Linked DNA regions of Homo sapiens: region 2 is linked to region 1. Evidence: chromatin loops called from intact Hi-C (ENCODE). Cell type or tissue: PC-3. All regions are shown on one strand. Links, peaks and the distances in the headings refer to the core of each region. The heading gives the core; the rest is flanking DNA. Region 1 overlaps FOXP1 (forkhead box P1). Region 2 overlaps FOXP1 (forkhead box P1).

Region 1 (11,651 bases), core at 1,580-9,579:
AGCCGTTTTGCCAATGGAGTCCCAAGGCCACCCGAAGACTCAGTCCCACAGCTTCTTAGTGGAGCACCTTTGCAACGGCTCAAGATCTACCGGGTCAGATCATGTAAGTGAGGACCTCCCAGAGAGAACACTTGAAAGGTTTATTTCTAAAACTAGTCACAATACTAGGGTAACCACCCAAGTGTCATTTTTAAAAAGCAAAAAGTCAAGCCTCAAATTAGCAGAGCCCCAGTGGAAATCTCTCCTCCAAATCCATTACACAGGAGATGAGCTGGGTAAATACGGAGGACTCTTCCATTTAGACTCTGACCCTCACTCAATGAGGGGAATGATTTGTTTCCCACGTTGGTTCTGTGCCCACCTTTTTGCAAACCTTTTAATTTAAAAGAGACAGTGATTAATGATGCTTTTGATCTGCTGACTTTTTTTTTTCTTTTAAAGGGCAGCCTCTTTCTTTTCTACATAAATTTGATGTTGGAAGTAAACCATGAGTATAAAAATTCTATTGCTTATTTATTTCTGGAAGTATTAGAAATCTGCTCAGCCCCTCTCCTCTGCCCCAAAGAGGTCCTAGCTTTGATAGTCATGGTGCAGGCTGGGATCATATCTTTTTTGTATTCTTAGCATTGAGTGTCTGGTATGTAGTAGGGACCTGACAATTTTTTTTTTTTTTTTTTTTTTTTTTTTTTTTTTTTTTGTGACAGAGTCTTGTCCTGTTGCCAGGCTGGAGTGCAGTGGCGCAATCTTGGCTCACTGCAACCTCCACCTCCTGGGTTCAAGCAATTCTCCTGCCTCAGCCTCCCGAGTAGCTGGGATTACAGGTGCGTGCCACCATGCCCAGCTAATTTTTGTATTTTTAGTGGAGACAGGGTTTCACCATGTTGGCCAGGCTGGTCTTGAACTCCTGACCTCGTGATCCCGCCGCCTCGGCCTCCCAAAATGCTAGGATTACAGGCGTGAGCCACCGCACTCGGCCGGGATTTGACAAATATTTGTTCAGCAAACAAATGGATGATGAATTAATAAATGATACTTAATAATCAGGACTTGTATGGAGGACAGTTCCAAAAGTATATTTCCAAGTAACTTGTGTACCCTCTTATTGGAAAATGTCGACTATTCCATAGGCTATGAAGTTGGATTTTGTTTTGAATCTGCAGTGATTCAAATAAGGTAATTCACAATGAAAGATCTTTCTGCCTCCGTCCCCTCGAGAGTAACATCAGTGTGTCTTTCCTAGCTGGGAGATCAGGCCACCAAGAGAGACAGTCATTTTGAAATGTGCGAATGTTTTCACAATTGTTCGAGATTATTTCTCAGTAACACAGCTTTAGTCTACAGAGCTTGCTAACCTGCCTCAGTATTCTGTGTTCTTTTATTGTGGGTAGATAGATGTTGATAAATCAAAAGAAAAAAAAATCTTGTTAATTTCAGCATTACATCAGATCTTAGCAAATGTAGATTTCTATTATAATATTTTGGTCTAACTATCGGAAATAAAAGTCTGTTTTTCTCTGTGTTATACCAGTTTGCTCAATTTTATGTTTTTTTTTTAAATTTAAATATATGAAAATAATACAAGAATTGGCTTTAGTTCCAGATTGCAGAACTGGAAACTAAAGTTAAAAAAAATCTAATTTTTTTATTAATGTATTTGATATTATGTTGAAAACTTAGTGATAATTTACTAAAAGTGGCATTATTTATATCGATTTATTAAATAGAGAATATAGCCCAAACCTTAATGTGCTGGAAGATAATTACTTAGAATATCCGACAGCTTTGCGAGAGGCCTGTATTACTTTAAAAGGTATAAATGATAGGTTGTGTAATACCCTACATTCTTATCTTGAACTATATTATCGGGGGCTCTTTCTGTTTTACCTTAATGTGCCCAGGGGACTCCTGCTTAGCTTAATAGGACACCCAAAAGGAGGAAATGCAGAGTTAATGGTTTAACAAATTCTAAACTTTATTAGCAATTTGCATTTAGGAGAAGGGCAGATGGTGTGTGGTCGAAAGCTCATGGGACTGTGAATTGGTAGACTTTTTTTAAAATCCAGCTTTTGCCCCTAACTTTTGGTCTCGGAGACCTCTGTTCTTTAATAACTAGAACTGTAGGCCGGGCGTGGGGGCTCATGCCTGTAATCCCAGCACTTTGGTAGGGTGAGGCGGGCGGATCACAAGGTCAGGAGTTCGAGACCAGCCTGGCCCAGCATAGTGAAACCCTGTCTCTAGTAAAAATACAAAAATTAGCCAGGCATGGTGACGTGCGCCTGTAGTCTCAGCTACTTGGAAGGCTGGGGCAGGAGAATTGCTTGAACCTGGGAGACGGAGGTTGCAGTGAGCCCAGATCACCCCGTTGCACTCCAGCCTGGGCGACAGAGAAAAACAAAAATCCTTCTCAGGAAAAAAAAAAAAAAATTAAAGGAAATTGCTCTAAATATGATACAGAAATAATTAAATTACTTATTGCATGCCATTTTAGGAACATGTGAATGTTTAACAGACTTCATCGTAAAGTGTAAAGCACTACCATGTGAAATAGTTGGCAAAAATGAATCATCCCATAAATTCTTTGACAAAACATGGCCAAAAGGGTAAAAGTATCATGTGCCCATTTCATCTCTGCATTTCTCCCCCCGCGCCCCGAGCCTTCCCTACGTATTAGAAAGTGTTGGCCGGGCGCGGTGGCTCACGCCTGTAATCCCAGCACTTTGGGAGGCTGAGGCGGGCGGATCACAAGGTCAGGAGATCGCGACCATCCTGGCTAACACGGTGAAACCCCGCCTGTACTAAAAATACAAAAAAATTAGTGGGCGTGGTGGCAGGTGCCTGTAGTCCCAGCTACTCCGGAGGCTGAGGCAGGAGAATAGCGTGAACCCGGGAGGCGGAGCTTGCAGTGAGCCGAGATTGCGCCGCTGCACTCCAGCCTGGGGGAGAGAGCGAGACTCTGTCTCAAATAGAAAAGAAAAGAAAGTGTCCCTGGTTAGTTCCCTGCTGCCCTTCCTCACCTCTTCCTTCATGTCCCTGCCTAACTGGGTACCACGCTGAGCCTCCAGCAGCACCCCCACCCTCTATCCACCAAAGGGGCTTACCTGTGGAGCTTAATCTGGGCTCACTTGTCTTAAGGGACTTTATACGTAACTAGCAGGTGGCATCCACATCACTAAGTATTTCCCCAGTGCTTGTTAATATGCTGTTCTAAGTGATAGGCACCTCCTCTTAATATGGATAGTTAATTGATTTGTAGGCACTTTTGTTTCATCACAACCCTATTTCAGTTACAGTTGTTCATCCTTCTTTTTCTTCTTATCATTACTCATCACAAACCATCTAGTTCGTCTATGAAAAATCAGTCGATTGGGGTCGTCTCCCTTTACCAGACGCCCATAGGGTTTAGTTTTCTTCCAACACAGGGATCATAGACTTAGGAAGTGAGTCATTTGGGACATTGGTACTCATTTTTCACTATCCTTGGTGGACAATAAGAAAAATAATAGGAATGATAGGAGGTAATATTTACCAAACACTTTGTATGTGCCAGTTCAGCAAACCATTCTGAATCCTTTACGCATGTCTTCTCTTTTCATCTTCATGATAACCTTACAAAGATATACTGCAGCTGACACTATTTTCTAGGTCATAAAACTAAGACACAGAGAGGTGAAGTGAGCTCTGCAAGGTCACACTGTAGCTTGTCTGTGCTTTAAGCTTGGGCTCTTCTGGGTTCTGTTAGAAGCCTTTGGTTGCCGTGCCCACTCATGCCCATGGGGCAGCCCATCCCATTCTTTACTTCTTTTTTCTTTTTTTTTCTGAGACACAGTCTTAGCTCTGTCACCCAGGTTGGAGTGCAGTGGCACGATCTCAGCTCACTGCACCTCTGCCTCCCAGGTTCAAGCAATTCTCCTGCCTCCGCCTCCTGAGTCACTGGGACTACAGGCGCATGCCACCATGCCCAGCTAATTTTTTGTATTTTTAGTAGAGAAGGGGTTTCACTGTATTAGCCAGGGTAGTCTCGATCTCCTGACCTCGTGATCCGGCTGTCTGGGACTCCCACAGTGCTGGGATTACAGGCATGAGCCACTGTACCCGGCCTCAGCCCATCCCATTCTTAGGGCTACTGTCAAAGGTTTCTCTGCGGTCAACATTGACTTTGTTAATATTATCAGTGATAGTCCTAGACACAGAATTGCTTCAGTTCAAAAAGATAGGTTCCCACACTTAAAGCCTTAAGCAAAGCTCTCTCTTCTCCATTCCCCTCCTACATCCTTCCAATTGCCACACACTGTTTATTTGACCTCTGAAGTCTCTCCTGCTTTCTGCCCTTCCTGTCCTTGCCTTCCTGCCTGTAGAATGAAGACTTGGCTCCTTAGCATTGCCTTCAAAGCTCTTCATCCCCTGGCCCCAGTCTCTGTGTCTTCTAGAAGTTCCTCCAGCCTAGCTTTCCACAAAATATCTGGGTGTCACCTAAGGGACTGGCCCTCTGCTGGGAGTTCAGGATTGACACAGGAATGCTCACAGAGCTTATACCAGACCCCTTATTCTGCCCTTTGTTTGCCCTACCCTTGAACTTCTATAGCTCCTGTTACTGCTTCCTTCAGTGTTGGATGCCAATCCTCTGTCTTTTTTTTCCTCCTCTCCTACCTATTAACATCCTACTCATCCTTCAAGGCTTGGCTCAAATATGACTTCTATGAAGCCTTTTCAATTGAACCCAGCCTGTGTGACTCACTCTTTTGTCTGGGCTCCCACAAGTGTGTGTTTGTATTTCATTATAACCTTTGTTCAAGTCTGCTCTGTATTTTAGTGGGTTCTTTTCAGATTCGAAAGCCACAAATTCTTGCCTGAAGGTAAGAACCTATTTAATTTATTTTTGTGTGCCCAGAGCATACTATGTAGATATTCGTAGGCGCTCCGTGGATGTTATTAAGCGCAGTAATAACAATTACCATTTTGTTGAGGGCCTACTGTGCATCAGGACTGCGAGGTATTTTGTGTTCACTGTCATGTTTGCTCCTGCCAAGTAGCTTATGAGTGAGTTCTAGCTGTGATTGTTACCCCCATTTTACAGATGAGAAAACTTAGGTCCAGAAAGATGATGTGTCTTGTTTGGGTCACATAGCTGGTAAGTGGAAGTGCAGACATTTGCACACAGGTCTGCATGCTTCTAAAAGTCCATGTTGTTTTCACCACAATGCCTGAGAAATACATTATAATGATTTGCTGTGGCCCCTGGAAATCCAGATTAAGAGTCCTGAGTCCTTTAAGAAATACTCCCGTGGCTCCATTTCTTTTTCTTTCTGCATCCTGGAAATTTCCTCCTTTTAGTCACCTCCTCTTTTTACCCATTCTGCATTTTTTTTTTTTTTTTTTGAGATGGAGTTTTACTCTTGTTGCCCAGGCTGGAATGCAATGGCATGATCTCAACTCACTGCAACCTCCGCCTCCTGGGTTCAAGCAATTCTCCCACTTCAACCTCCCAAGTAGCTGGGATTACAGGGGCCTGCCACCACCCTCGGCTATTTTTTATTTTTTTTATTTTTAGTAGAGATGGGGTTTCACCGTGTTGGCCAGGCTGGTCTCGAAACTTCTGACCTTAGGTGATCTGCCCATCTCGGCCTCCCAAAGTGTTGGGATTACAGGCGTGAGCCACCATGCCTGGTCCCATTCTGCGTTTTTTAAATATTGCCAAAACTGTGTTGCAAAGAACTAGTAAGAATATTCCTGACTTGCAGGTTCAGCCACTGGTCTTTCTTTAAGTGACTGTTAGCCAAATTTTTATAATTTAGGAGCACCCATAACAAAGAAGCACTATATCACAATATTGTGAATTATATTCAGCAAGAGTTCAATAAACTCAGCTTCCTCCCGTGAATCAGCATCAAGCATGGGCCTTCCCATCATACTGCTTGAGTTCTTTGGTCACAACTAACAGAGATTCCCTTTGGCCAACTTAAAGGTAATCCTTAAAAGAAGATATTGGATGAATAGCTGGTAGCTCAGAATGAACAGAAGATGGCTAAGATAGGAAGCAGGACAGTCCCAGTATATAGGAAGTGCCAGTATCTTCCCCAGCTCGTCGCAGCCACTGCTAAAATCAGTACTCCTCAAACATGTTTCTGTCCTCACATCAGTCTACTCAGATGAATCAGACAGGCCTAGTCTAAGTCCCATATCTACCCCATGGCGATGACAGGGCAGGGGATCTTGACTAAGAGTCCCAGCCTACATGCAACAGTGGGGGAAAGTAGTTCCTTAAAAGAACATTGAAGTGAGAGGCCGGGCGCGGTGGCTCACGCCTGTAATCCCAGCACTTTGGGAGGCCGAGGCAGGTGAATCATGAGGTTAAGCGGTTGAGACCATCCTGGCCAACATGGTGAATCCCCATCTCTACTAAAAATAAAAAAATTAGCTGGGTGTGATAGTGGGCACCTGTAGTCCCAGCTACTCGGGAGGCTGCGGCAGGAGAATGGTGTGAACCCGAGAGGTGGAGCTTGCAGTAAGCCAAGATGGCACCACTGCACTCCAGCCTGGGCAACAGAGTGAGACTCCGTCTCAAAAAAAAGAAAAGAAAACAGAAAATTGAAGTGAGAATGGATTCTGGATGCCCCGCCCCCACCACCAAATTCAACAAACCCCTGCTGTCCCTGAGCTCTACAGGAATAGTGGAGTTGATTGGAGAGAGGCGCAGTTTCCTCTCTGGAGTCCCATCTTTTGTGACTTTCAACCTCCTTTCTGAGCAGGCTATTGACTCTGTCTTTGACGATGTGAGGAAACCTTCCAGCTTTGCATCACAGCAAGTTTGATGAGCCTGCCTTTACCTTGGATGTCTTCATCTGGTATTTACGTCATTGGGAAAGATGTAATGACATACCAAGACCTGTAGCTTAGCTTGCTGCTGAAGACCTTCGTCCAACTAGTCCTAATAAAACCCAAGCTCTAAAAACTCATCATCAAATAATAAAAGAGAAATAGAGTAAATGCACAATTCATGAGATTAATATAGACCAGGAAGACAGTCTTTTTTTCCCTAATAATCTTTACTTTTATATCCTACTTTATAGGGGTGCTGTTTAATTTCATGTTCATTTACTTTAATTACTTCTTGCATGTAGTTTGTGGGGAAGTTTGCCATTTTCCAACGTCTAAAAGATGGCTTACTTGAGTTTCGTTTCAGACCCTTTTAAAATTAATATATAATAAAACATAATATGTGTATTTGTCATTTTTCATCTCCAAGGATTACTCATCATAATCGAATCAATTTTTCCAGGGAGATTTTATCAGACTTACAAGTCAAATTAGTTGAATGCATTTCTTTTGCTAATAAACAGAGAACCTTTACCCTGGAAGCATCTCCCCACTGAATTCCAATAATTTAGTGTTTCCTTGCCTTAAGAGCTCAACCAGTAAATGACCTAGGCATCAAAAGAAATTTATTAGCCTAAAAGAAGATTGTTAAGATGGGAGAACTTAAGAGTATGAAAGCGAGGAAACATAATAAAATCAAAATGTAAATATTGAATACATATATGTTAGGTATTTTTTTAAAACTTCATTTTAGAGGGTTAGGCTTAACTCTCCCCCACCCCAAGCAAAACATTTCGGGGTACAGATTTTTCTGTCTCTATAGTTGCATTTACTTCTATGTTGCACATGGGGACAGTGTAAGGCTAACGGGCTATTATATTCTGACCTAAACAATTCCTGTGTTTCTAATTTAGAAGATAATTGCAGTCAAGGTAGGACAAGACCATTTTGGATGGTGGCTAGTCTGATTGCTGCCTCTGTCTTGAGTTGCCTTATGATCTATAGGTCCGAGGTTAATTGTGGGAAGATTTTGGCCATGAAACTACAGCAAGCCTTTACAGGAATGGAAAAAGGGTGTAGTTTCTTTCAAGTGCATTTATTAGGGTAGGTGTGATCACCGACTCACTGCTTGGCGTTAAGTGGGCCCATTGGTTATTGCTGTGAGGTGGTTCTAAATCCTCCTTTTAAAAAGCTCCGTTCAAGTTGCTGTGACCTTCTCATGCTGCTTGCTCCCAAGTATTTCAAATGTTGCAATGCTGGGCATTTTGTCAAGCTCATAACTGAAATGCTTTCTCCATATAAGATATGGAGTTTGACCCTATAGTAGAGATATGAATGTGGATTTGCTTTTACCCTGTAGATAAGATCAGCTACAGTGAAAGACACAGGTAAATAGAATGCTTAGGCAGAAACTGTTGGAATCCAGTGTACATGTGAAAAGAGTGAAATTTTTCAGGGCTAACAGTAAAGCCCTCTTCAGTGTGTAACTGGAATTCACCTTCTCTAGTATTTTTGCACAAGATTGAGAATAAAAATGGTTGTGATTGATGAAGCATTCAGTGTATATCTAACTGTAAGTCGGACTAGAGGGACTTTTAAATCACCCAAATGAAAGATTGTATTATCATGAACATTAATATGTAACAGTTAAGTGTGTCATAGCTTATCATAAGTCCTGGCATTCGCAGAGCTCTTTGAGGCCAGCCAACCAATAAGGAAAAACTTTTTAGCAAATGCCGGTCCACAATACCTCCATGAGTGAGGTCAGCCCAGTAGTCATGACTCTTAATAGGTTATTTATTTTTGTGTGCCCAACCTACCTACCTGTACATTCTAGTCACACTTTGCGGGGGCCTTGAAGATGTACTCTGAATTTTCTCCTCCCAATATTCTTACAGGGAAGACAAAAGCAGGTTGAAACCAAGGGGAAAATTTTACTTCTGGTGAGACTAGGAAGTTAGGGGGGAGGAAAATACCCAGAGTAACTTATTAAGGCATGGAGGTTGGATTAGTTAAATGTTTAGAAATTTTAAAATTTCTTATAGATTTGTTACCATTTATGTGGTTGACAGATTATTAACTGTTCACCCCTAGAAAACCAATTCAGGAAGGTAGAAACTTCTGTTTTTTATCTTTTGCAAAGTAATGTCTTTTCCTCCAAATTTGTAAGGTGTACATGTTCATAGCAGAAAATTTGAACTATAAGGCAAAATATTTTTAAAATCGTAACTACCTCTGTTCTTAATACCCAGAGAAACTTAGTAACTGGAAGGGCTATCCTTACATGTATAACATTTTTTTAAATGTTAGTGCTACATATATTTAATTAATTACATTTTTAACGGGTACATACTTTTTTCATTTGGCGTATTTATTATGTGGTCATATGTCCATTGAAGCTTTCTTTGTCTTTGTATCTACCATAACACCAAGTCCAGTACCATTTTAGTGGGATGAGCTTATTAATATTTTTTAAAATTACAATAGGTACATCTTATCAGAGTTAAATCTTCGAGTTATTTGTGGAAGGGAGAGAGAAGAGAAAAGGAGTAAATATTTACTGAGAACCTAGCACATGCTGAGTACTGGGTTACATACTTCATAGTAATATTGCACTTTATTATCATTAAATACTGATGATGATGATGATGGTAGCTAAGTATCATTGTGTACTTGCTGTGTAAAAGATCAGAACTTGGACATGTATCATTTCATTTAATTCTCACCACAACTCACTAAAGTTAAACACGTCTATTATTTCCATATTAAAGATGGAAAACCTGAGGTTCAGAGAGGTTAAGCTAATTACTCAAGATCACACAGCCAAAAATTATGAAGCCAAGTTGCCGGATGGTTCTTTATCTACCCTAAGATACATGCCCAGCTGTCCACACCAGTGCATTTGCTGCATCTATCCAACACACCAACCTGCCTTTTAATGTTTCTAAGTGACTTCTGTTTAACATGGGCCCCCTTTTAGCAACTTCCCTTGAAGGATTTTTTTGACCTTTTAATTTTTCTTTTGGTGTTAAAATTGGGGGATGGAGGCACTATATGCATCAGGCCATGCCCCACTTGGCCCAGTACCTGGAAACAGATAGCCATGAAGCGACACCCTTGCCTGCTCATGGTGTCAGCTGCATTGTGGATGCTGCTGTCACCTCTGTCTCAGGCAGCATCTGGGGCCATTGCAGGACTAGCCTATGAATCCTTCCTTTGGTTTCTGTTGCAAACTGAGGCACAGCTGTAATGACTGTGTGTAACCTATGCCCTGAGCCCAGGTGTCTGCTGTTACATGTTAGAGTAAGAAAGGTTTATCACTCGGTTGGCATTGACCATGTTTTGCAGTTGAGGCCACATGTGTAACCATTTCCCTACTGTGGGACCAGGTTTTCTGTAACAGCTGTTGGCCTAGGACATTTTGTTTCACTTCCATCCACTTCTGTTTCTTTATCTCAAACACTGGGAAAATCATAGTACCTGTCAAGTAAGGGTGTCAGAAGACTGGGTGACGTAAGTAAACCACTTCAGTAAAAGCCTTGCATGAAGTTGGCACTCAGGGGGCCTGAGGCATTGTTGTTGTTCTTCAGGGATACTCTAAGGACTAAGAATTGTTTTCTTAGTGACAAGTTCTCAGAGAACCAATTTAGATACTGGGAGATTGGTAATTACACTTTTTATTAGCTCCACTCTCTCAAGGAAGTGACTTTTCTTTCGTCTTTCTTGGAATTTGGGATATATCAATTAGCATGTGTTCATGGAACACCTCACTACTCCACAGTGGCTAAAAACATGAGGAAATTCATTATTTACTTGCCCAGAAGTTTGAAGATAGGCAGTGCCAGGATTGGTTTGGCATCTTAATAATGTCTGAGTGTGGGGTTAGGGAAGCTCTTTGATTCCTTCAACTTTTCCCTCTGGGCCACAAGATGGCTGCTGAAGCACCAGGCATCACTTTCCTACATGGTTGCATTTAAAGGCACAAAGTAAGGAAAAGGACAGAGCGGTGAGAGAGAGAGAAAGAGATCTCTTAGTGTCCTCTTATCAAGAAGAAAAAAAGTCATTTTCCCCTTATATCTTTTCAGTCATCTTCCCCTTATATCTTTTGGCCAGAACTAAATTAGATCACCATCCCTAACTGCAGAGAAAGCTGGGAAGGGGGAGCATCTCATTTTTTCAGCTTGGGGAGTAGGAGGTGGGAGAAAAGGGAGGGAGAAGAGAAAGAACGAGTTGGGATTGGCTGTTGGGTTGCCATCCGGTAGTGTGTGCCATATGGATAACACTTCATACTTGACCAGTGGAGGTTAACCTAAAGTCTACGTTGAGCCTACAAAGGAGATACATATACAATTATTCAGAATGACAGTGTACTTTTGGATTCTCATATCATTGCTAAAGCTAAAATTTCTTGGTATCAAGACAGTGTGGGTAACTCCAACGCACTTTGTTGACTTTGTTCATCATCAGGCTTTATCCCATCTTAAGCTCTCTATATATCACTCAGGAAATATTTTGTAGATGGCTCAGCTTCCTGCTCAGCGCCATAGTTCTGGATGTTTCCCACCCCACACATGGTGTTGTGTATGACCACCACCCCCGCTTCCAAATGGTCTTTGGTTCTGTATTTGCCCATTGCGAAAGAAACATCCTGACAGCTATGATGTATTTATAACGTTGTATGGCTGGTTTTACAGTCACTTTGTTACATCAATACTAATCTTTCTCGCTAAGCTGAAAAATCCATCACACCTTGAGTTACAGTGGAAAGCTTCACCTGAATTGTGTGCATTTTGGGTTTTTCAGGGGAGGGACAGGATGGAGGCACGTGACTGCTTAAG
Region 2 (11,651 bases), core at 1,252-9,251, 150 kb after region 1:
AGCAGGCTAGAGTCTCAGGCAACTCTCCCAGGCGTCTTGGCTTCCAGATGCCCCACTCAGACAGCCCCTTTTCTCGAGGCTCTTCCAGGCAGGCCTTGTCGAATCTGTCTCTCCCTTCACAGATGAACTAGCCTGTGCATTACATCTGAAGGGCTGGTCGTGGTGAGTTCAGTAGGCAGAAGGCCTCCCTGGGACACGGGGGTGGATGCAGTAGGCAGGTGGGATAGCAGGGTTCCACTTTCCCATGGTCTTTTCTTTGTCACTCATCTATCGGTGCTTGTGTTTCTTAGCTTTCCTTTGCACCTCTTAAACACAAAGGCGCCACTCAACCTTACGCAGTGTCTTAAAAGTATTATTTGTTACAACTCTAGTTATGAGCACAGTTCAGTGAGCGTGTCCTTTTAGGAGAAGCACTGCTCTTGCACACTCCACGTTTTTACGTGTCTGCTCATGAACATTAATCCTCTAGACCACTCTGTTCTCTCTTTCTTCTGAGTTCCAGGCACAGGGACACGCAGGCCCCCTTACCTCTCTTCCATTCCACTATTGTCCCTGTAACTTTTCTTGTAAATATCCATGTTGTTTTCTTATGTAAATGAAGCACCTGTTCCTTTTTAAGGAACACACTACCGTCATAAGTCCATTATGCTAACTTTCTAAGGCTATAGCTTCAGGTCCTTTTGATGTATTGATGACATCTATGTGTGCCTCTTCTTTGATGCGCAAATAATTTGGTTACCATATAGAAATTATTATTGATATAATAAGAAGTCTCATTTTGTGTCTAAACTCTAAGCACATCGTTTAATGAGCATTCTTGACATCTCTGCCATGTGTACATTCTTGGTTCTCAGCTGCATTGACTCAAGTAACCCAACTTTTCATATGACTTTCTAGCATGATATCCTCAAACTTCAGTTTTCTGTTGCTGGTCCTAGTGCCATCTTTGGAAAGGTGTGTGGCTAGCCAGTATTCCTGTTCTTAATTCTTTGGCAGTGAATGTCTTCATGGCGGTTTATTGATGACATTGTTTTTTTCTTTTTTTACTTGACCTTTTATTTTATTTTATTTTATTTTATTTTATTTTATTTTATTTTATTTTGAGATGGAAGCTTATTCTGTTACCCAGGCTGAAGCACAGTGGTGCGATCTCGACTTACCCTAACCTCTGCCTCCCAGGTGCAAGCGATTCTCCTGCCTCAGCCTCCCAAGAAGCTGGGATTATAGGCATCTGCCACCACACCCAGCTAATTTTTGTATTTTTAGTAGAGACAGGGTTTCACCATGTTGGCCAGGCTGTTCTCGAACTCCTGACCTCGGTCTCCCAAGGTGCTGGGATTACAGGCGTGAGCCACAACGCCCAGCCTGCTTGAACTTTTAAAAAGATTTGTCAGTCATATGTTAAACATTTTAGAGGACTCTTCTGTTTTCTTCCTGCTTTATCTCCAATTCATACTACCTCCCCAATGTCTACCTTTAAGGAGAAACCATCCCATATTGTAAGCTTGAAAGGGTCATTTATAATAAACGTAACCAGTTTTGTTCACAGATACATAATGTGCCTCTTTAAGATGACTAGAGATCAGATTTGCCAAATTTTCCTCTCTGATTTCTATCAAGGTCATCCTAGGTATGTCTCATCTGTTTAATCTTCCTTTCTACGTAGCCTAATCCATAGTATATTTTTTTTTGTGGTCCACCACTTAGTTCTTTTTCTTTATTTGGACTCAGATGGGGTGAAAGTATTACTTTCAACTTGAGTCGCTACATTTCCCCAAGAAGAATTTGGGGAGGGTGAAGGTGACCCTGAAAAGGGCCCTGTAGTGTCTCCCAAGTTTTCGTCTTTGCTTGGGTCCCTCCTGGTCTCTCTGTCATCTTTGTTCAGAGTCTCAATCACTCATGGTCTTAAATTTCATGTCAGATCTTTAGTAGGAATAAAATGTCTGCTTAGATGCCTGTGGAACCGTGGATGAAACTGGCCGAGTCAAAGGGAACGTAAACAAATTCTGGAAAGTTTTCCAACTAAGACTGGTGGGAAGTTTCATTTGCTGTTTCATTTGCCAGGAAATAGGAAAGTCAGGACCCAGTCCCAAAGCGCACTTCCTGGAATCCTTTTTTATGAAGAGTCCCCTGAACCTGTGTAGTAACGCAAAGGATTTTCTTGTTTTTCCTTCCAGGCACTTCAGGTGGCAAGACAGCTCCTTCTTCAGCAGCAACAGCAGCAGCAAGTTAGTGGATTAAAATCTCCCAAGAGGAATGACAAACAACCAGCTCTTCAGGTAACAATTCTTTTTCTTTTTAAATTGACATTATACCCTTTGGGATAAGTGACAAGCAGTTCAGGAGTGGATTGTGTTGAGCATTGCAAATCATGTAAGAAAATCTTCTGTGGAAAGTGCATTTTTGGTTTACCAGCAAGTTGTAACATTTTGGGGAAAATGTGTATTTGACCAAAAGTTTTATTGTCAGGAGTAAGATCTGCTGATTAGTGAATATAATAGAAGGATAAGGAGTTGTAAGTGTTGAGTTGCTAATAGGCAGTGTAGGTTACCAATGAGAAAAGTTCATAGTACTCAGAATTGTCACCACATTCTCTTATGTTGGGTCTAGAAATGGCATAAACACACACAGACACACACCTTACTTTAGTGTAGTCATCCTCAATTGGGAAGATTTTGGCGACCCCCCCACCCCCCCACCCACCACCAGGAGACAATGGGCAATGTCTAGAGACGTTTTTCGTTGCCACAACTAGCAGGGCAGAGGTGTTGCTGGCATCCAGTAAGTACAGGCCAGGGATGTTGCCAAACATCCTGCAATGCACAGGACACGACACACCGTGATTCATCCCAGAATGTCAATAGCATCAAGAACTATGACTCGGCCTGAGGAGGATGTGGTACTTTTAACATTATGGCTTGTAATGATTATAATATATACCCAATTCTTCAGTGGATATGTTCAGAATGTTTCTAGGTCAATAATTTTTAAATGGCAAGAAATTTTTATGTAAAGATACAAAAATGGTTGTTCTAGCAACTTCTGATTTCAGGCACATTGAAGGCAAGGGCTTAATGGAGTAGAAGAATGAGTAAGTTTATAAAAATCTAATTTGGGGCCAGGCATGGTGGCTCACGCCTGTAATCCCAGCACTTTGGGAAGCTGAGGCAGGCGGATCACTTGAGGTCAGGAGTTCGAGACGAGGCTGGCCAACCTGGTGAAACTCCATCTCTACCAAAAAATACAAAAGTTAGCCAAGCTTGGTGGCGGGTGCCTGTAATCCCAGCTACTAGGGAGGCTGAGGCAGGAGAATCGCTTGAACCCGGGAGGTGGAGGTTGCAGTGAGCCAAGCTCGCACCACTGTGCTCCAGCCTGGGCGACAAGAGTGAAACTCCATCTCAAAAAACAACAAAAAAAATCTAATTTGGGTTTTTGACTCAAAGTAGAAAATTGTAATAGAAGTTTCAAAGAGACTTGAATCAGGGTCTTCATGCTCACGTTTAAGAGAGGGCACTTGGCACCCGGGTCCTAAGTGGTTCAGACTACTTTCATAGCTGAAGGTGGGCATCCTTGTCACAGGAGGGGACAGAATCTATAAGCGGTAGCTGATAGGTATATAACTTGGTGCCAATTAATTGGATAATGAGGTCAACCTAAATTCTAGCTTGTGTTTACTTTTCACAGGTCAGGGTGAACCACAGCCTGTTCCCAGATTATCCCCAAAGATCAAACTGACCTTGACCAACAAGTTCTAGTTCTTCTACATGTACTTGGGAAACTGTCACTTTCCAGAGAGAGTTCAGCACTATAGTGACGCTTTATTGGAAAAGTTGACAATCTGCCTTGTTTACTAACCCTTCTGTAAACACTTATTTGGTAAACCATCACCAGACCATGTGCCTTGGAATGCGTGCGCATGCAGGGGACATTTTTAATGAGGTACAGTGCCATTGAGGGCCCATGTCAGGTGCTATAAGAAGTGCTTTGTTGTGCAGATGTCTTAAGAACAGCTCTGGAGGATGAAATACGACTATGTTGACCTTTCAGCTGTGAGCTTATTTGTCAGGATTCAAATAAGTTGAAAGGATCAAACTGAACAGTTTCCGTAGTCAGACTGGGAATTGTGTTTCAGAGGTCAGCAGCGGAGGCCACATTGCAGATTCCATAACATAGCCAATTGTTGGTACATATTAAAGTACTGGGGCATCTCCTGTGGACAGAGACACAATTAAAATTCTAATTTATTAATGTATACAGGGAGCTAGCCCAGCCTGTCACTCAGTGATTCAAATGATGGTCCATTCTTTTTGCCTCCCTCTTGGAGCTCTTACAGCCTTAAAAATACCCCGAGTCCTCTTGAATTCATCAGGCCTCAAGTGCATTGGGAAAATGAAAATATATTATTGGGGGGGAAATCTTACACATAGTAGAGCTTTGGTTAGAGATAATAAAAAAACACACACATACACAATCTGTCTGATCACACTGCTCTTCAGTATTGAATATCATTTGTGATTTTTTTTATGGTAGAATTATTTTCCCTCATACTTGCTTTTTAAAAACATATGGCATTTTTAGGTAACTTCTTTTCCAAGATGAACGAAGTTCCTTGAGGGCTAAATATAAGAAGTAAAGTTTCAGGGGATTTCCTTTTGAGGGCTCTTTTTCTTCTTGCCTGTTACAGGGTTTTTAGCCACCATGCAGAAGTGGATGATATAGAGGGCTCCGTTTTTCTTGGCAAGGACAGTGTCAAAACCAACCTCACACATTCTGCTGAGCACTTCAGTCTGTATAAAAAGTAGGGGGAGAAGGGGTAATCTTGAACGCTGGTTTTGGTAAAGAAGATGTCTTGAGTTTTTCCCCTACCCCCCAAGTAGAGGAATTGACAAGCAGAGAATTTAGACCAGCTTTAAGATTTGGCCGGGGGAAATAAATCTAAAAGGTTGGTGGACTGGTGTGTGTGTGTGTGTATCACAGACGATTGCTGAAGGACCCCTCAGCTGCCTGATAGGGTCATGCACATTCAGTAAGCTTTATTAGGTTGGCTGGCCTTCCACAAACAGAGGAGAAATTACTATCCTAGGTCACATGGTATATTACCTCATTATAAAAATATGCATATAGACTGGTGATTCACAGAAGGAATAACCTTCATATTTAAATATATCTTGCCATACTGCATCCTTGCTGAGGCGTCTCCGCCGGAGTGGCTCTGAAATGAAAGGGAAATCCTACAGCAAATCTTAACAGTGCTCATCTCTGATCTTCTCACCCTTCATAACTACACTGAGAGACCGATTTTAGCAAATTTCAGATCTTCTGCATAGAGGAAGGCTTGACAGGGAAGAAGGATTTGATCTGCTGATAGCTTGAGGGAAAAAAAAAAACCCCCAAATCCCCAAATATACTGTGACTCATATTTTAAGCATATCTCACACTTCCCTGCTTTATGTTTGGCAGCGCTCTCTGGTTTCACAGGCTGATGATACAAACAAAAGAAAATGGAAAGTTAGAGGAGGCTATAAGTGGTTACTCGATAGAGATCATAAAATATAGTCAAACATCACCAATTTGGTCTAATTTCAGGGAGATGAGAGTAAATAAGAGAGAAATGGCACTCTTTGCAGATCCACATACTGAACCAAATCTGAGCTGGTCACATTCTTGGGTGATGTGGTTTATTAATGAAGGCATTAATCGGGTATAGATATTGCTTCTGAAGTTCTTGAGAAATATTCTACTTAGTAACCAAAATTATCTTTTTACTTAGTCTGTTCATTTGCTTCGCAAATTTTTTTATGAATGATACAAATGAAAATTGAAAATTGGCCCCATCATAAATTCAGAATCAGAATGATCTGAATTAATTAAGTGCAAGTTGGTGAACATTTCCAAAGCAGGCTGGGCATGGTGCTGGTGTTCATGGGATACAGAACTGTTGAAGATACACACCCTGCCTTCAGGAGGCTTATGAGTTGTAAACAAATTAACAAGATTTTGCTGCAAAACGAAAATTACAGATGAGTAAAAATAGTAGGCTCTTTTTTTTTGAGATGGAGTCTTGCTCTTTCATCCAGGCTGGAGTGCAGTGGAGCGATCTCGGCTCACTGCAACCTCCGTCTTCCAGGTTCAAGCGATTCTCCTGCTTAGCCTCCCAAGTAGTTGGGACTACAGGCATGCACCACCACGCCCAGATAATTTTTGTAATTTTAGTAGAGACTTGGTTTCACCATGTTGACCAGGCTGGTCTTGAATTCCTGACCTCAGGTGATCCACCTGCCTCGACCTCCCAAAGTGTTAGGATTACAGGCATGAGCCACTGTGCCCAGCATAGGCTTTCTTCTATAAATATTTATATACTTCTGAAGATTGCTTAAACAAGTGAAATAAATGCTTAACAGTGCAGGTGTACTCATAACCTCGAAAATGCGTAACTTTACTGGCTGAAGATTAATTTGTGAGTCGATGAGCAATTTTATTGATCAAATTTTGGAACTTTGACCACCGTTTCTGGGTAGTAATTCATCTTGGTTCTTTAAGCATTTTAGTTGTTGGCACGAGTACATAAACTGGAAGGAAATCAAATGACACATTTTCTCCTAAGAAAGTAAGAGTACATGTGTATTCTGGCAGCATTAAAGTTAGGAAAGAAAGTAAACTTTGTGTGTTGCTTACAGTGGAAAGCTCACCAGCTTCAGGCCCTCTATAAAGAATTTGAACCTGAAGCCAGTCATCTGATAGTTTTCCTTCCTGCCCATGCCCTTCCTTCCAAGGTGATGTCATGTGTGAGCCCCTTACTCAGAAGGCCATTTCACTGCAGGGAAAGTGAAACCCACTTAGAAGGCCGGCCCTTTAGTCCACTTGGAAGCTCAGGGTGATCATGTGGATTCTTGCTTTAAGTGGAGGAGGTTAAAATACAAGATTCAGCAGGTGTTTTTTTAGCATTTTTATTTGCAGTTATATAAAACATGCTTTAGGCAGCATTTTGCTTTGCATTAATGCCGCATATAATCTTAGTAGCTCATATCATTTCCACGTTATTCACTAAAGAAGAAATTGGCAAGAGGAAACCTGTAAAGGAAACTACAACTTTATGTTGTTGATAGTGAAATGGAATGGTTTTGAAGTACTGACCCTTAAGAAATAGCCCTATGCACTGATTAGTAAGGAGGATAATTTAGGAGAGAGAAGCAAACTTTTTTTTTTAATGTCTAGAGTTAACATAGTCTAGAATTGGCACCCCTAGCATTTTAAATTGATACAAAGCATTGAAATTTTGATATCTTTAAGATGTTACTGTTATCACATGACTTTTGAGAATCCCAAAACCCTAAAAATAAGTCTCGATAAGAAATAATAAAACAGAAATATTTTAGAAATAGTTCTTAAGCCTTTCTGATTACATGCACCATTACAAATATGATAGAAACAGTGACCCCTCCTCCCAGAAAAACGCACATGAACACAGAATGTCACATCCAGTTTTAGGGATTTCATGAACTTCAAGAAGTTCACCTTGGGGTCCAGGCTGATACTCCTGCTTTAAGATTTTGTTTTTCTTTGATAGTCTGTTTTGTCCTTGCCTCCAAAATTTTGGTGCAAGTTGTAATATAATGAGTTCGTTCGTTTTTGTTATTTCAACTTCAGCTGTGCATAGGTGGCCCTGTGTCCCAGTCTGCCCAGGACAGCCCACTCCATGGCTATTGATTGGTTTTGTTTATTCATAATTCCCACTCTTGAAGGTATCCCCAGGTACAGTGGCTCACACCTGTAATCCCAGCATTTTGAGAGGCTGAGGCAGGCAGATCACTTAAGTCCAGGAGTTAGAGACCAGCCTGGGCAACATGGCAAAACCCCATCTCTGTGAATAATACAAAAATATTAGCCGGGCCCGGTGCCTGTAGTCCCAGCTACTCTGATGGCTGAGGTGGCAGGATTGAATGAGCCCAGGAGGTAGAGGCTACAATGAGCCATGATGGTGCCACCGCATTCCAGCCTGGGAAACAGAGCAAGATCCTAGCTCAAAAAAAAAAAAAAAAAATCCCTATTTGAACCAGGTGCAACTGCAGTGGTGTGCACCATATCTCAGCTACTAAGAAGGCTGAGGCCAGAGGATCTCTTGAGCTCAGGAGTTTGAGGCCAGTCTGGGTAACATAGCAAGACTCTATTTCGATTAAAAAAAAAAAAAAGTGGCCGGGTGCAATGGCTCACGCCTATAACCCCAGCACTTTGAGAAGCCAAGGCGAGCGGATCACAAGGTCAGGTGTTCAAGACCAGCCTGGCCAACAAGGTGAAACCCCATCTTGCAAAAATTAGCTGGGCGTGGTGGCACGCACCTGTAGTCCCAGCTACTCGGGAGGCTGAGGCAGGAGAATCGCTTGAACCTGGAAGGCGGAGGTTGCAGTGAGCCGAGATCACGCCACTGCACTCCAGCCTGGGCGACAGCGAGACTCTGTCTCAAAAAGAAACAAAAAATAAGGAACTCAGTTTGGACTTTAATTATATGATCACTAGTTTAAATGTATCTAAGAATTACAATGCAAATGTGATGCTAATATTTTATATGTAATCATGTCTTTGCCACCACATGCAAAGTGTGATAGATAATGAATGTTTAGTCAGTGCTGAACGTGGGCCAGCTCCTTAGCTACTCTGTAGTATAGGCAGTGTCCTTAAATCATTTAATGGATGAGGAAGATGGAAACAGAGAGATTAACTGACTTGCTACACAGCACAAAGGTAGTAACAGCACCAGGATGGGAAGCCAGGTTTTTTAGAACCACAGATAACCAGTGTGCCGTCAAGAGGTTAATTATTGCCTCTCTTTTTATGTGTGTTTACTCAGCACCTACTGAGTGTCATATTTTCCATAAATAAGTAAATTACGCTATTTTCCATATTATAAGCAAAAAAAAGACAGCTGAAACCAACAAAAATCAGTTCCACTATAAATATCTGGATTTCAATTAAGAGGACTCAGATCTGCATAATTACCCTAAGTATATCTTTATTTGTCTGTGTGTGTGCCTGTGCGTGTGTGTCTCTGTGTGTGTCTGTGTGTGTGGTGGGGACAGAAAGGTGATCAACAACAGCAAAGCAAAGTTATTTCTTATTTTCAAGTCTGAAGTGCTCTTATGAGCGTCCATGCGTTTGGAACATGGACTAGTTTATTATAATCATTGTTGGGGCTAGGAGGTGGAGAGGGACAGGGGAAAAACATACTTGACTGGTCAAAAATGTGTAAATTGCTGACAAAATGACACATGTAATTAAGAGTGCTCCTGCCATTTTACCTTGTGGTTTACACCTCCAGTGTTGAAAAAGAGAGTGACTCCCACCTCGCTAATTACCATTATCACTAAAATGCTAGGGTTGGAGTCATTAGTTCCATGTGCATTTAATTAGAGGAAGGCTGAAATTGGATTTAACTTATTACTTTTTCATGGATCACTTTCTTGTCATCACTTCAAATTGGATTGCAGCCCCAGGTAACTAATTATGAGAGCCACAGGATCAAGAGTGAAAAAAAAGGTAATTAGGAATAACACTGTCGGACCCTTGCTGGTCGTCCACTTGTGCTTCAGGGAAAGAGGGGGAAAAAAAAAGAAAACGCAAGCCATATTTTGTAGTATCACGGATTAAGGAGTTAGGGGCATGTACAGTTGCTAGGCATCATGGGACTCTGTCACCACCCATAGTGGTTTCTGTGATATACAGCTGAGTTGAAGATGTCGAAGCAACGTGGTTCCACAATCAGCTGCTTAATAACTAGATTGAACTTGTAAAAGCAACAGATTGGTTGTAGGTATGAGGCATCTCTACAACTGTGTAGACTGGGGGCCTCACATATATGATTACAACAAAGCTGTCAAGATGCCTCTGAGCCAAAGTAGAGAATATTTTAAGTATAGGGAGTTAGAATTTAATGAACATATTAATGCTCCAGAAACATCATTCATATCTGACAGAAAGATGTATCAGTCAGCACAACAGTCAGGTTTAGGGTTTATATATCAGGACGTTTTGTCAAAGTTTCCAGCGTCCGGTAATGTTCAGGATGTTTACTTTGCTTTGGATTTGCTCCCTCCCACCCCTCCCCAAATGTTGTGGATGGGTTTCCTGAGGTTCCATTTCTCCTTCCATCCCTATTGAAAATTCTTTAAAATAAATTATATTGTTTCCATATGCAGAACAGAATTCAGAACTGCAAGCAATCAATTTTATTGACACCATCTGAAAAAATGTTGATGACAGTTAGAGGATGTGAAAGAATTGGATTTTTAAAGTCCCCAGGACTAAGTGTGGCAAAAGAAAAAAAACTGAAATGTAATCTCATTACTCAAAAGTTCTGTTAGACACTCCTAAGAAGTGATTCTTCTTAACGAAAAAAATAAAAGCAGCAGCAACAGCAGCAGAAGGGCGGCTTCTTCTTGGATAGGCTGTGATCCCACAATGAGGTCTTGCTATCAAGCCTATTGGTTGCCTTGAAGGGAGAAAAGAGCTTCTTGGTTTCCCATGGCAGTGAATCACCCAGCAAAGATGGCTCGAGTTTCCTTAAGTTGTTTAAAATTGGTTTTAGTGTTCTGTTAATGTAAGCAAATAATCATGATTTTAGTCTTGAGTGACTTTCAGGCCTGGGCGAGTCAGGCTTGCTCAGTATTCTCCAGTGCAATGGGAGTATAGACGATGATGCGCCCCGCCAATAGAGACCACTACATCATTATCCCCAAAGTGGTAAAATACTCTTCCTGGAATTTTGAGTCTTTTTCCTGTGTGAATCTTCTGAGCAAAATCTCAGAACCAAAATAGTGATCATCAAGTCTAATGTAGAAAATTAAAGCCTCTCTCTTTTTTTGGGGGGGGAACATCTTAAGTTGATTTAGAATTTTTGTACACAATATTCGTCTGTGGTTGAAAGGGGGCACGCTGAGGTCAAGTGATGTAGTGTTTTCCATTTTTCCATATGAGTCTCACAGTGTGCGATAAAAGCAAACTCCTTTATTTTGTAAGTCTGCAAGAATTTCTGCTGAAGTGCAGAGGTCACGTTCCCTGTCAATTTGAGTAGCCAGCATTTTTTAACTACTGTTTTTTCTTTTGGTGTGTCTTTTCTTCCCTCCCCCCACCTTGCTATAAACCGTGGCACTTTTCTGACACATGCACAGTGAGGTCCTCCAATCTGAAACTCATTAGCACACAGCATTGGACCCTGTCCAGTGGTTAGAAAATTTCCTGGAGCCTAGAATAACAGCATTTGGTGCAATACCATGGACCAGAAGTGACAATGGAGGTAGTCGCACTCCCCTGGCACCCTGCCCGGTCAGGAAAGCCAGCTGACCACACAACACGGTGAGACAGAGGTTGTGCATATAGGATGAGCTCGAAAAGTTTGGTGCTTAGAGAAATACACTTCTAAAATCACAAGGCAATATCTGTTTTCCCTACACTTATTATTTCTATTGGGTCAGAGATGTTTATCAACATTCATTGCAGGAACATGAAAATAAGCAATTAGAGAAAATAGGATGAAGCTCAAGTTCCACAATATAGTATTTTTCACTTCTGTAACTATGGGTTATTTTCAGGACCTATATTTTCATTCATTCATTCATACATGCATGCATTCATTCATTCAAACTTTACTCATTGAACTT

Evidence for each region. Peaks named below come from ENCODE experiments on the same cell type or tissue, not always from the same donor. Only the 100,000 strongest peaks of a DNase experiment are listed, where the experiment ranks them.
Region 2: a loop joins it to region 1, with 2.3 times the contacts of the local background. A loop is called at or near these places in 5 of 110 quality-filtered maps.

The regions. Positions count from the first base shown.
Region 1 is chr3:71,251,311-71,262,961 of GRCh38, reverse strand. All of the region lies in intron 5 of FOXP1 (forkhead box P1), which reads left to right. Among named protein-coding and RNA genes, the nearest start is that of FOXP1-AS1, 33 kb to the left of the region's middle. In PC-3, for the core only: no CTCF peak of the experiment used is centred there; a DNase peak (open chromatin) is centred at 4,721; H3K27ac peaks cover 1,494 bases.
Region 2 is chr3:71,103,164-71,114,814 of GRCh38, reverse strand. FOXP1 (forkhead box P1) reads left to right here. Exons shown (of 21, transcript NM_001349338.3): 7 at 2,178-2,279. Among named protein-coding and RNA genes, the nearest start is that of FOXP1-AS1, 180 kb to the left of the region's middle. RefSeq lists an enhancer at 8,913-10,410. In PC-3, for the core only: no CTCF peak of the experiment used is centred there; DNase peaks (open chromatin) are centred at 2,834, 5,064 and 5,424; H3K4me3 peaks cover 1,375 bases; H3K27ac peaks cover 5,054 bases.